Linked DNA regions of Homo sapiens: region 2 is linked to region 1. A link is a contact called in ENCODE Hi-C or POLR2A ChIA-PET data. All regions are on one chromosome and are shown on one strand. The core of a region is the stretch at or near the end of the contact, and the rest is flanking DNA. Distances in the headings are between cores, read along the strand shown. Region 1 overlaps EBF1 (EBF transcription factor 1). Region 2 overlaps EBF1 (EBF transcription factor 1).

Evidence for each region. A loop is a pair of places that touch in the nucleus more often than their neighbours do. ChIA-PET counts read pairs that join two places held with the same protein, here RNA polymerase II (POLR2A). Pooled maps may share reads with other maps.
Region 2: a loop to region 1 is called in a pooled map, with 4 times the contacts of the local background. The contact joins two enhancer-like sites. A Hi-C loop is called at or near these places in 1 of 168 maps with a recorded cell type or tissue (OCI-LY7), 19 of 37 single-sample maps with no recorded cell type and 7 of 50 pooled maps. POLR2A ChIA-PET finds 5 or more read pairs at or near these places in 3 of 52 experiments (B cell, GM12878 and OCI-LY7).

What each region holds. Positions count from the first base shown.
Region 1 is chr5:159,048,389-159,054,501 of GRCh38, reverse strand. The region is part of intron 6 of EBF1 (EBF transcription factor 1); the gene reads left to right. Among named protein-coding and RNA genes, the nearest start is that of EBF1, 48 kb to the left of the region's middle. Within about 2 kb of position 2,966, at least 23 of the 41 ENCODE cell types and tissues checked have a DNase peak (open chromatin) inside an H3K27ac peak, as active enhancers do; they include B cell, GM12878 and OCI-LY7, where a contact is called at or near this core.
Region 2 is chr5:158,818,031-158,824,143 of GRCh38, reverse strand. It overlaps EBF1 (EBF transcription factor 1), which reads left to right. Exons shown (of 16, transcript NM_024007.5): 8 at 827-968. Among named protein-coding and RNA genes, the nearest start is that of EBF1, 280 kb to the left of the region's middle. Within about 2 kb of position 3,088, at least 4 of the 41 ENCODE cell types and tissues checked have a DNase peak (open chromatin) inside an H3K27ac peak, as active enhancers do; they include B cell, GM12878 and OCI-LY7, where a contact is called at or near this core.

The DNA of each region.
Region 1 (6,113 bases), core at 1,717-4,216:
AAATTTTTTTCTATGTGCAGAGGAGACGAGAGAGAGACTGAGAAACAGAAAACTTTGTCCAGGATGGGAACCAGATCTCTCTCTCTATTTTTTAAATTTTAAATTATCCAACCGTTAAATATAAACATTATAATATTTTGACAGGTTTCCAAAGAAATAAAATTGTGAGTCCCATGGATAATGATTTTTCTGAGAATTCCAGGTACAGAATAGGCCCTTTCAGGATTTCCTGTTTTTTTGTTTGCTTTCCTTCGCTTCTTATTTTAGGTCCAATAAACCTTTTACTTTAAGCAGGATCAAGTGTTAAGACAAACCAACTACAGAGCTAATGTATAGAACATTAATTCTATAGAAATGCCCTATAAAAAGCAAAGAAATAAGACTAACTATTAAAAGAAATCCATATGTCTCTGGAATTTTTATTTAAGTTTATATTAGCAATAATGACCTTGGTTCTAGGGAATTCGGTAACGATTAATGACCAGCAAGGGGTCACTGGCCTCATGGTGCTTTGGGCCAGCAACCCCTTCCAAAGAGGACAAGAACTGGCCATTTATCCCAAGGAAGTGCCCTAAGGCGAGGTCCTTATCCTCTTGCCATCTGATGGTAATTTAACCTCAGCTTTTAAAGGGCCCTTAGGAGCAAATATACAATGGGTTGTGCTTTCAGTATTTTAAAGAGTTTATTTTTGCCATGCAATGCCTAATTGGGTATCATTGAAAAGAGTTGTCAAAATAAAGTTGGTAATTATGTTCCTTTTATTCCGGGGTACATATACTCATTTTGTGTCTGCATATCTGCTGGCTTGTATTGGTGTAGTGTGCATCTATGCAGATGCTTATACTCACATTCCCATGTCTGGGGTGTGTGTGTGTGTGTGTGTGTGTGTGTGTGTGAGAGAGAGAGAGAGAGGGAGAGAGGGGTTAAAATACCCAATGCCAGATCAACAGAATAAATAAAACTTGAATGATAGAAACTTCAGTCACATTAGTTTTGCCTGCAAGAATAAATCCCTGTAATATGTAAAATAAGGGGCCAGAGGCAGAGTAAAATTAGTCTTTTCTTGGTTACAGATGACTGGTGTGGCAGTGACTGGCATTGGCGTTTTGCATGTTCTATGTGTTATTGTCATTACTGTAATTACTGATGATAACTAACCATTTATGAAGCCACATATTAGCTGAATTCTGGGTATTCTCTCATTTAATCCTTACAGCAATTCTATGTGCTGAGTATTCTTATTTCTCCCATTTTACAGATGAGGAAACTGGGGCTTCAGTTGGTTAAATAACTTGCCCAACGTCAACATAGCTATTAAGTGGTGGAGCTGGGATGCCAACCTTGCAGTGTCTGACCCCAAAGATCAGGGTTTTAATCATAACACTATTCTGCCTCTATTTAAAAACTAACATTTCCATTTTCTAAGCGCAGCCCTTAATATATTCATTTAGGCAAATTTCCATCCTTTGCTGGCGTAATCGCTATTCCTTTTGTTGGTCATTGCTCCCCTGGGCTTCCTTCAAACATGGTCAGAGGTGCCCCAGACTTTTTAAAGATGGAAGAAAGGCCACATGGCCCTGCATAATTTGACCGAGACAGCTGTGCAGTTGGTTGTCTCATTTAAATTACAACCACAAAAAAGATGTGCCAGGCTTCATTGACACAAAGCTAAGGGCAGGAACACGGAACCGTTTCCTGAACCTGCCCTGGGTTCCTGCCAAAGGTAAGCAGCCACGCTCAGCAGGGTCTCACGGACCACTGAGGAGGCAGTGAGCTTCACTAAAACAATTATCCCTCCCCAGGGCTCTGCCGAAGGTTTGCAGCTCCAAATTCTCATGGTAAAGGATCCGTCCAGTCTCTGAATTCCAGCTTAGAATGGCTGACCTAGGCAGGACAATTCCTCTGAGAGCGAGGGAGAAAAAACAAAAGTGTGGGATTTAAAAGGCTGGTATTGCAAAGGATCATCTTGACAGGCTGTGGCTCAGATTTAGAGAAACCCCGAACTGATTTGCAGAGGACTGAACACCAAACCTTGTAACCACAGAGCAGACTTCGGGGAGGTAGTCATAGGACCTGACAAGCAATCTTTTAATACAGAATCTGGTACAAAGATCCATGTGTGTATTTTTGCTGTGGTTTTTTTTTTTTTTCTATATCTTTTGGAATGGAGTCTAATCGTCCAAAGGATAGTTTTCACGTGTAGTGTTTTTCTCTTTGATTTGAGATAGGAGGTTTTCTGTGGCTGCTAAGCAATACACATATACCTACGTGGCATACAATGTCTTTTTTTTTTGGTGGAATTCTTAGCATGCATATTTTTCTCAGCTAAATGATTTTTAACAGCAGTTATTTAGTTCCTATTGCACCTTTCCAAAATTGCGTTCATGGTAGATACTTCTCAAATAAGGTTTAGTTTTATTAAAATTCTTACGTCTTTCTGAAACAAATATACTAAATCTTCCAGAAGAGCCCATAATAATAATAATTTTTTTGCGTGTGTCTTATGAGCCTGTGCGTATGTGTGCACCACGCAGATTTGTGTACACATTTGTATGTAATACTGTTACAACTATAAATGGCAAAAGAACGTATTTTAAGCCTCTTGGGGTTTCAACAAATTGTGATAAAAGGGTGGTGGTGGCCGAGATGACTTTCTCCCACTCTATTAAGAAAAAGTGCAAAATGAATGAGGGCAAACTGCTGGCTGCGATTGTGATTGTGCACAACTGCAAAGCGGGATCGGCTGGGATGGAGGCCACGGAGCAGGAACACCCCGTGTCTTGCCCCCCCTTCTGAATGCCTCTCAGTAGTGGCATTGTGGGGACTCATGAATTACTTCTTACAGTCGGGGCTCCTTGCTATAAATCCAGCCCTGGTGCCGAGCGCACTGTGGGCAGCGGAGCACCGAGCCGGGCCGGCGGTGTTTGTGTTGTTGTTAGCGACACGTAGCGAGTTCCTCCTAAGCGGAAAGGCCCCGGCTCCAGTTTGTCGCCAGCGAAAGCCGAAACACGAGTCGCACATGTGGAGCGGGAGCCGTCAGCCGCCGGGCGGCGGGGTGGGGGGGTGGGGGGCTGCGGGAGCGGGGGGGAGGGGGAGGGAATGCGGCCCGAGGCGGGGCCTAGCGCTCACCGGGGGATTTGTTTGGGGGGCTGGGGAGGGGAGAGAGGGGACAGGGTGGGAGCAAAGAAAGTAGCCCAAGGGGAACCAGGAAAAGGATGCCTTGACCTCTAAATGTTGTGCCCTCCCCGTGACATCTCACTACTTGTGAGAATATTTGAGAATTAAAATAAAAAAAAAAGGAACCCTTTGTGGTGCGGCTTCAAAATGGTTTTCCTTCCCAGGATATCCTGTGCCTGTCTTTGGGTGAGTTTTTCATAGGTTACTTGGTTAGGAGACTTCTCCTATCCCTTTAAGAGGTAAAAACATAAAAAACAAATGTAAATGTAGGGACTTTAACACTTCCCCCCTTCCTAACATTCGTATAATTGCTGTTAAGCCACACTGAAAACCCTGGGGCCTGGTGTTCACCAGGGTAAAGTTACATTTCACAAGCAGAAAATTGACTCACCACTTAGGAAAATTGGCTACCAATTATGTGTCAAAGGCTCTAAAGTCAGACCTGAGGTTTTCTTTTTGCCAGAATGGGGAATTAAAAAGAGCACAGGCACCCAGCTTTGTACCCACTACTCCCTCCGGGAGCAATTCTTGCTTGCCGCTGGGTTTCTTCTGAGTTTGCTTCTAAGCCTTGGCGGGGAAGGAGGGCTCCTGGCTGAACCCAGCCAGACTGGCTAGCAGGATGAACGGAGGCAGGAGTCAGTCAACCCTTATAAGGGAGTTCATGCACAAGTATGTTACAAACATGCTTATGGCCTGTGTGCAGAAAGTAACTGGTGGCCTAGCACAGTTGACCAAAGTTCTGAGAGCTATGACTGAGACTCAGGGGCCCAGGGGAGCTGGAGAAAGGAGGGGCTTCTGAAGGCCAAGTCACTAAAGTCAAGGGACATCTGCTGTCTCTGGTGACATGTTTATCACACCCACACCACGTACATTGTCCTGGAAATTTATTGTTGTCTCCTCTTGTAGGAGAAGCCACCTGGGCAGGAGGGGAGACAGTCCCTTGTGGGAGGACTGATGGTCCTGGTGGGGAAGCATGGAGGGGTAGAAGTCAAGAGAGAACAAGAGGAAGAGACAGACAGGGATACAGAGTCATAGATACAGGGGCAGAGGAAGAGCAATGCAGAGAGGGAGAGGGAGGAGAGGAGAGAGAGAGGGAGGAGAGGAGAGAGAGAGGGAGGAGAGGAGAGAGAGAGAAAAGAGAGAAGAGAGAGAGAGAGAGAGAGAGAGAGAGAAAGAGAAACGAACCTCTTGTTTACTTCTCTCCCCGCTGTCCCCTGGTTCTCCTGTATCCACTTTCTTGACATACTCCTTGCCTTCTTCCAAGGCCTGCTTTCTGTTCCTGTCAGAGTGGCTTATCCTTGGTTTTGTTTTTAATGCCGTGAAATTAAACCTTATTTAGTGCTTCATTTTCTGCCTCTAGAGGGAGAGAAAGAGAAAGCGTTAGGACCCACCAAATTGAATGAATTTGCTGTGCTGTGTCGGAGAGAGTTAGTTTTGTAGGACAACCGGGATGTAAAATCATTCTGGAGATTATCACCAGATAAGCACCCCTCCCAAGAACACGATGTGATATGTAATAATTTTAGTGAGGAAAACCATCCTTGTTTTGCCTTCTGGGAAATCTTATGCTATTTCTATTTGATTCTAACGTTGGACAATTTCCAGAGTTCTGAAGAACCAACTATCTTAACTCCTCAATGATTTTGACAGGGAAGACAAAAAAGGGACAGCAATTCTGGGGCTGGGGCTGGATCTCAACCAAAATATCTAATTTCAATTTAGTCCTGGCTTCTTAGCTGGAACAAAGAGAAAGTTTTTACATTTTGCAGAATATTTAGTTCGCCTCAAAGTCTATTGGGTTAAAATATATGTGTGTGTGAGTTTTTCCTTTCATAGTGGTTCAGAATGCCTGAGAGTTTGTCTAATCAAGACTCAAACATTTTGAGTGGATTTTTTTTCCCTCCACCATCCTACTTCTCTGAGATATCTTTTCTAGTTTTAAGAATCTCACAAGCTCCCTCAAGTGATGCTTAATTAGAGGAGCTTTCTATCCACTAAGTATTTTCTTAAATGTATAATTGATTGTGCAAGGAAGGAAGAGCTGCTGGAGTGGAAATCATACATCATTTCATTATTAATGGCAATGTCTAAGTAAAATGCAGACATTGTCATGCTAATGGATAGCTGTGTATGTTTAGCTTTAAATCAGAAGCTTTTTTCCCCTTTACTGTTCTGGGATCATTTTAGGAAGTTTAAGTAGCATTTAATATATTGATAAATACCTGCTAGCATGCTGGGCTAAGGTTGGAAAAAGGAGCCAAATGAAATCCTGACGAATGCAGGGGAATGGTGTGACAAAATGAATAATTTGGGATGCCATGTACATTATTACCTCCTTTTTACTACTTGTGAAGAAGCTGGATTTTTACCTGGATTTAATTTGGAAGACATGTGTATTTAGCACTTACTGTGTACTGCTTCCACTGAAAACATCCACAGATGTCCTCAGAGAACAACAGAACTGAAAAGTTGCTGAACGGCCCTCACCCTGTTTTTGGTGTGGAATTCATCAGCCAGAGTGAAAGAGTCTCTTGTGGATCCTGAAATGGCTGGCTTAGATCAGAGGCTTTCTTAGTTTGCAGTTCCCCAGAAATTAGACCTTCAGCAGGGATTTGGATGCAGGTAGTTTATATGGGCATGATCTTAGGAAGCAGGAAATGAGGGAGAGAGAAGAGGGAAAAAAGGCAAGGAAGAAAAAGTAAGGCAGTGATGTATTATCAGAGTCACTGCTGTGGCTGGTACATGGTCCCATTGGAATCTTCTAAGGGACAGAGTAAAATGTGCCTCCTAGAGCCAGGCTCCAGAAGTACAAGAGGCTAGAGCATTATCTCCTGGCACCTGTCCCCTCTTGGTTGAGGGCTGTCCCAGGGTGCTGGTGTGCAGGCTGGGCATCTGCTTCAGAGTTGGCATGCCGTGGAAGGAAGCCACGACATAGC
Region 2 (6,113 bases), core at 1,839-4,338, 230 kb after region 1:
ATATCTCTGTGGGTTTCAGTTTTAATCCCTTTCCCCATTTAATATAAGGAGAAGCGTAGGTCATTTCTTCTCATTGTTTTAGTCAAAGTTCTCTGAGACAACATCTTTGCCTGTGTCTCTTCTGGCAAACTGGGTTCACAGTCACTTTATGAGATGGTTTCAGTGTCTAAATTATGTCTTGGGCCATTCCCACCAGTTTTTTTTTTAATTTGAAACAGATCTAAGACCCTTAATTAGCAGGAATTTTTTGGGGTGGGGTGATGGTAATAGTAGTGAGGGGGACTTTGGTCTGATGAACCAAACTAATGTGGAAAGAAAAACGTACAAGAAATCTCAAAAAGACATCCAGGAGAGAAAAATGCATCCCTGCTCTTACTGAAATCTTTTTCATTTCTCTATCCTCTTAACCCTGACACAGTGGGGAGAAATATTTTAAAGATTCAAAAGATTTTTATTTGCATGATCAACTGTGATATATGCTTCAGTGTCTAAACTGAAGGGTAATTTAGGTGAAACACAACCACCCTTGTGTAAAAAAATATGCTAATAAAGATCCTCTTGTTAAAATTATGGTTAACAGTGTACCTTCTGCTGTATAACTATAAACTGTGCAATTTTACTTAAAACTGCATCAAAAGCGTTCCATGCCAAAGACCCACTCATCAATAGCTCCTCTTGTTAGACTTGTACAGCATAAGCACCAGTTATTATGTGAAATAGCTATGCAATTTTCTTCAGCTCCCAGCTGTTATTTATTTAACTTGAGTTTATTACCCACCACGCTTTTATATTAAAATGTTCATTCATTTCTTTCTTATGTCTCCAGGTCGTGGTGTCTACGACAGTCAATGTGGATGGCCATGTCCTGGCAGTCTCTGATAACATGTTTGTCCATAATAATTCCAAGCATGGGCGGAGGGCTCGGAGGCTTGACCCCTCGGAAGGTACGCCCTCTTATCTGGAACATGGTAGGCGAATCATTTTCATTGGTTGGCATTGCTACTTTAACTGTGAATATATTTGGTTTCTTTCTTCCACTCCACCACATGTTCTATTCTGTTTCAAATTTCAAAAGTCTTTTTGAATAAGATTGGTCCTCTAGGGTTTTTTCTCTTCAACATATGGTGGCAAATATTTAAAGACAGGAAAATATCTCTGAGGCCCACCTTTCTTGTGGGACCACTCTCTACTCTGGAAATGGCTGATATTGCCTCCTTTCAGGTTGAGAGAAAGAAGGAGGCCTGGACCATTGCTTTATTCTAAGCTCCCACTGGATTACAAAATAAGGAAAGGCCAATCCAAGGGAAAAATAAGGAAAGGCCACACAATTTGGTATCACTAAAATTGTGATATATTTGACATGTTTATAATTGACCATTGAGGTTTTATAATGAACCCATCCTCTTTACCACCCTCCTGGTGTATCTCTGTGACCACCTGTTGAACTTCATTTGGAGATCAGGTTCAATGTCGAGGTTGGAGGTGCTTTCTGAATATGAAGCCCAGACCAAATGTCCCTCCTGTGCCCTGTACCTAACTCTTACCTCTTCACCATGTGATAGAACTTGCTGTCTGTAAGTAGACTTTGGTAGGGAGAAATCCCATTTGTCTTGAGAATTATGGCTAATCAGTGGTGCCTTTGAGAGGACTGAAGGAAACCAGATAAAAATTTGAATCAAGGAAAGTGAATGCCACTCAGAAGAACCATGGGTTGGGTTAGGGGCACGCCTGAATTTTTCAGTGCTGCATGTGTGTGTGTAATATATCCACTCTTCCTCCTCTCCACTCATCCATCCATCCGTTCATCTATCTATCCATCTATCCATCTATCCATCCATCCATCCATCCATCCATCCATCCATCCATCCATCCATCCGTCCATCCGTCCATCCAAGAATGAGTGACTGAGGCTCTGCTGGATACCAGTCACCATATTAGACTTTCTTCAATTGCCTCAAACTCTCAACCCATTTCCCTCACTTCCCTTTCCAGTTTGCTAGGGTCAGCAAGATTCTTTTCAGAACACTACCACACAAATGATCACCTGATTGCCTGCTTTTTTCCATGGGCCAGGAGTTGCCCATAATTTACAAGGTAGAAAACTCCCTTCTCTGCCAGCATCCCAATTTAATAAACACGCCACTCTCATCATTTTTGCCTGGCTTTTTCCCCTGTGCTTATGGAACACACGAACTGTACTTTTTATTAATTAGCCAGATGTAATGCTCTTAGAAGGGATTCTTCACCACATCCAGTTTTACAGTCTTTTTAAAGTAAACCATCATCTTTCAAAAGCTGCTTCTTTATGGTTTCATTAGTGCTGAGATGGATGGATATTACATTTTGCAGGAGGCCATTTCAAACACCTGCTCATGATTACATTCCTAGTTCCATTTCTGTACTTAAAATTATTCTGATCCTCACTTTACAGTAATGTTGTCTTTATAATACCCTTGGAGTCACTTAAGGCATTGTGTGACTAGAGGTGTTTAGGTGAAAGGAGGAAGAAAAAATTAGGGAAATACTCAGTGGGCATGATTTGGAGAGTGCTGCTTAAGGATTGAAGTTATGTTTTTGACTGTGGGTGGTTAGTTGCAATAGGTACTGCCCAGTCTGGTGACAGACTTGACTGTCAGTTTGAAATCTGGGTTCACACTTTCAAAATATGCTCAGGCCACACCCAGCTCCTATTTCTGCTCTTGGGAAGCCAGTGAGAAAGCTCCTGACACCAGGCAAATTATCCCTCCAACAAAAACCAAAAGCAAACATAGAATATAGCCTTCTCTAAAGGATCCCTCTAGGCAATGAGGATCAGTAACGTTATTTTGCAGCATGATAAAGGACTAGGTCTTGAAATAGGTACCAGGAACCCCAAATTCAATTTAGTTTCACTCTGGCCTCTATTTGACCTTGGACAAATCGCTTTAGCTTTTGGGATCCTTGATTTCCTCCTTGTTAAAATGAAGGTGATGATCTGTAGGAGAGTTTAAAAAAAAATCTGTGCTTTGGGTGGGGGCAGGTAATGTAGATAGGGAAGTGGGCTGGGTGGAGGCTGAGAAGACAGGCAAGTACACGCTCTGGTGCCCCTCGGCCCCAGCCAGTTGTTGCTAAGGGGAATGAGAGCCCAAGTGGGGCCAGATGTTCCAGTTTGGCAACAGTGAATTTTTAATTGTTGGTAACTAATTACAAAATTTTTGGACACTGAAGGGAGGAGAGGGGGAAAAAAGCCACTTAGGAAGAATGCAGCCACAGGTCAACAGTTTGAGACCTCTGGATCAACACAGCTCTAAGCTTCCTCCCAGCTCAGATATTCCCTCTTCTAAGAGTGTTAATATTTCAGTTGGGGTGTCATATTATTCTAAGTTTTAAAGTCAGCATTTTATTCACCTGCTTCAGTTTATGAGTCCACAGATGGCCATATTACTATATTTTTCAAAAAATGGTGACATTTCACTGTGTAAGTGGTTGGCCATCCTTGGGGACATAGGTATGTCCTATTTCCTTCAGCAAGGGGCTTTGCCTTCACCGAAGCCTTATTTCACTTCTCTCCAGTGGAAAGAAAGGGTAGACATGTTCAAATTCTTAGTAATGACAATAGCATAGAAATCTGCTTCTCTGCAGAGTGAGTCAACCAACCACACAAAACCACCCACTCATTTAGACACTTCAGGCTGACACATAAATATCTACTCAGCAAAGGATGACTATTGAACTCTTTCATTGGTAATGTGTGGGAGTGGACCTAGATGCTAATTCATGTTGATGTGAGGGTAATACTTTATTTTGCTGTTGAAAAGTCCTATTTCAAAATGCTCTGTTTAAAAGACTTTGAGAATCATACACCCTCATCCCTCTGTGTCTCCGCTCCCACCCCCCACCGCCTTCAAACAGCTACCGCATGGTGAGACGGCAAAGCATGTTCTCCTCTTGTGACCTGTGGGAACCTACGTTCTCCCCCATTCTGGACTTTTTACCATCTAATTTACAGGTAGCCTGAATTATTTTGGGCTATTCTGCAAATCTCTATTTATATCCTGCTTGTCAGACTGTTGGAGGAAGTTTCCTTTTGTGGCTCACCTTTCTGTGTATAAGTAGAGACAGAGATCGTGCTTTACATTCATGCATGGGCTTTCTTATGTGACCCATGGACTCGCAAACCCCTGTGCTCTGATAAATGACCCTGTAATTCAAGTATGAGAGTTGACAAAGGCAAATTTATTTCATAGACTCTTGCATGGTCCAAAGATAGTGAATCCTGGCATGCTATAGATCGTGGAAAATGGTCTTCCCCCGTACTTTCTCTTCATTCATAAATACCAAGATTTTCTTTGGCTGGATATTTATGGGACCATTTAGCCTAGTGAGGTTTCTTCTTTAAGCAATAGCTTTATGGAAGATGTACAGTCGTGGAGACAGGCAGCCTCAAAATGTAACTGCTCTCTCAGTTCCAATTTTTGAAAAAGCATGAGCTCGGGATGAAAGGAGCTGAGTGGCTGCCACAAGGCTATGTTCAGCGCTACCCTGTGTACTTGCCTTGTCTTCCAGTCATTTGGGCAAGTTCATGAAGACTGTGTTCTGGGGAGTCATTGAGGGGCCTGAGGAGTGTTGCTATTGGCATTGTTGTTCCCCTGAGTTCCAGGTTGTGTTTACTTGAATTCAAGGCCAACTGTGGCATCAGTTTCTCTGTTTCTTCCCCCTGTGGCAAAATGCGGTGCCCTCACAACACTGTGGTGCAGAGCCCCTGTCAGCTTGCATGCGCTAACACTTTATTATCTAATGATCTAATATGCAACAAGGCAAAGTGCCCGTGCTCATCATTCTGACATAGAATGCCGGGAGAAGTGACTAAATTACTTTATGTACCATTAGCGCTTGCAGCTATGGTGAACTCACAGGCAGCATTTATGCAAATGCCTGTGAATACACTCTAGTGGCTTTGTCAGGAAACCATCTGACAAGCAGTTTAAATGCTCATTTTTTTAAAGGGGATATATGTATTTTTTTATTTTGGTGTGCATGTGTTTTTCTCCTTTCCTCTCTTCTTTTTCTTTCCCTTCTCCCCTTTTTGGGCTTTTGGAGGACTTGCCTCCTCCATGGTGACTAGAGAAATGTGAGCACGTTCTAGAGCTCACCCACCAGTAGGAGCCATTTCCAGGAGTGGGATTAAGTCCCCAGTAGGGTATTCTTTAGATCTAGTTTTTTTTTTTTTTGTTATTGTTTTGAATATGTGCATCCTTCATATTTATTTGGAAAAAAAAACAATGGAACTATTAGTCAAGAGTTTTTAGAATATAAACATGTTAGTGTTCATGAGCTCTGACCTGGGGTCCTACTTATTTTTTTAGATTGAAGATAGATTCTTTAAAACATACTCAGTTTTTAAAAATGGAAAATGATTGAAATTTAGCTTTTGTGGGCATCAGATACAAATCAATTAAATTTCCCTTCAAAGTTATAATAAAGACTGCAACATAAAACATAAATGTGCCAAGATTTCAAGATAAATAAAAACAATAGTGGAGTTTGGTCACACTCAAAGTATTTTGAAGAATAAATACTGATGATAGACTCACTGGGCCCATCTCCTGGCTGTAATTATAGCTTTGGAGAAATAGAGTCAGGTGTTCACCACCACCAGTGAATTCTGACCTTTTGGTTGCAGTGTCACATTACAACTGTCCCTGACAATATGGTGGTGTTCTTGATCTTTAGCATATGACCTTCTATAATCCTTTTGATCCAGACAGAGGCAGTTTTTGCTTCTGTCAGTTGCCCCTGGGTGTCCAGCACCATTGACTTCCTGTGACCAGCTGCATTTAAATGTGTTTTTCATTTGTTTGGTTTTTTTGTTTGTTTGTTTTCATGTTTTTACGGAAATGTGGAGAAAGATGGTTTGAGCTTGGAGAGACTACCTCAAATTGAGCCTGTCTCTTTTCCCTTCTGTATAATATGGTCCTAACAAGAGGATAGAAGGAGGATCAGGCTCTCTGGCTGAAGTGGCCCTGGGAAGGTCACTTTGCTTCTGTGGGCCTCAGTTTTGTATGTCCAGTGAGAGCCAGGTGGGGTCCTCTCTAGGCTTCCTTTTAGCATGTACTATTTTATGGTGCTCTGAA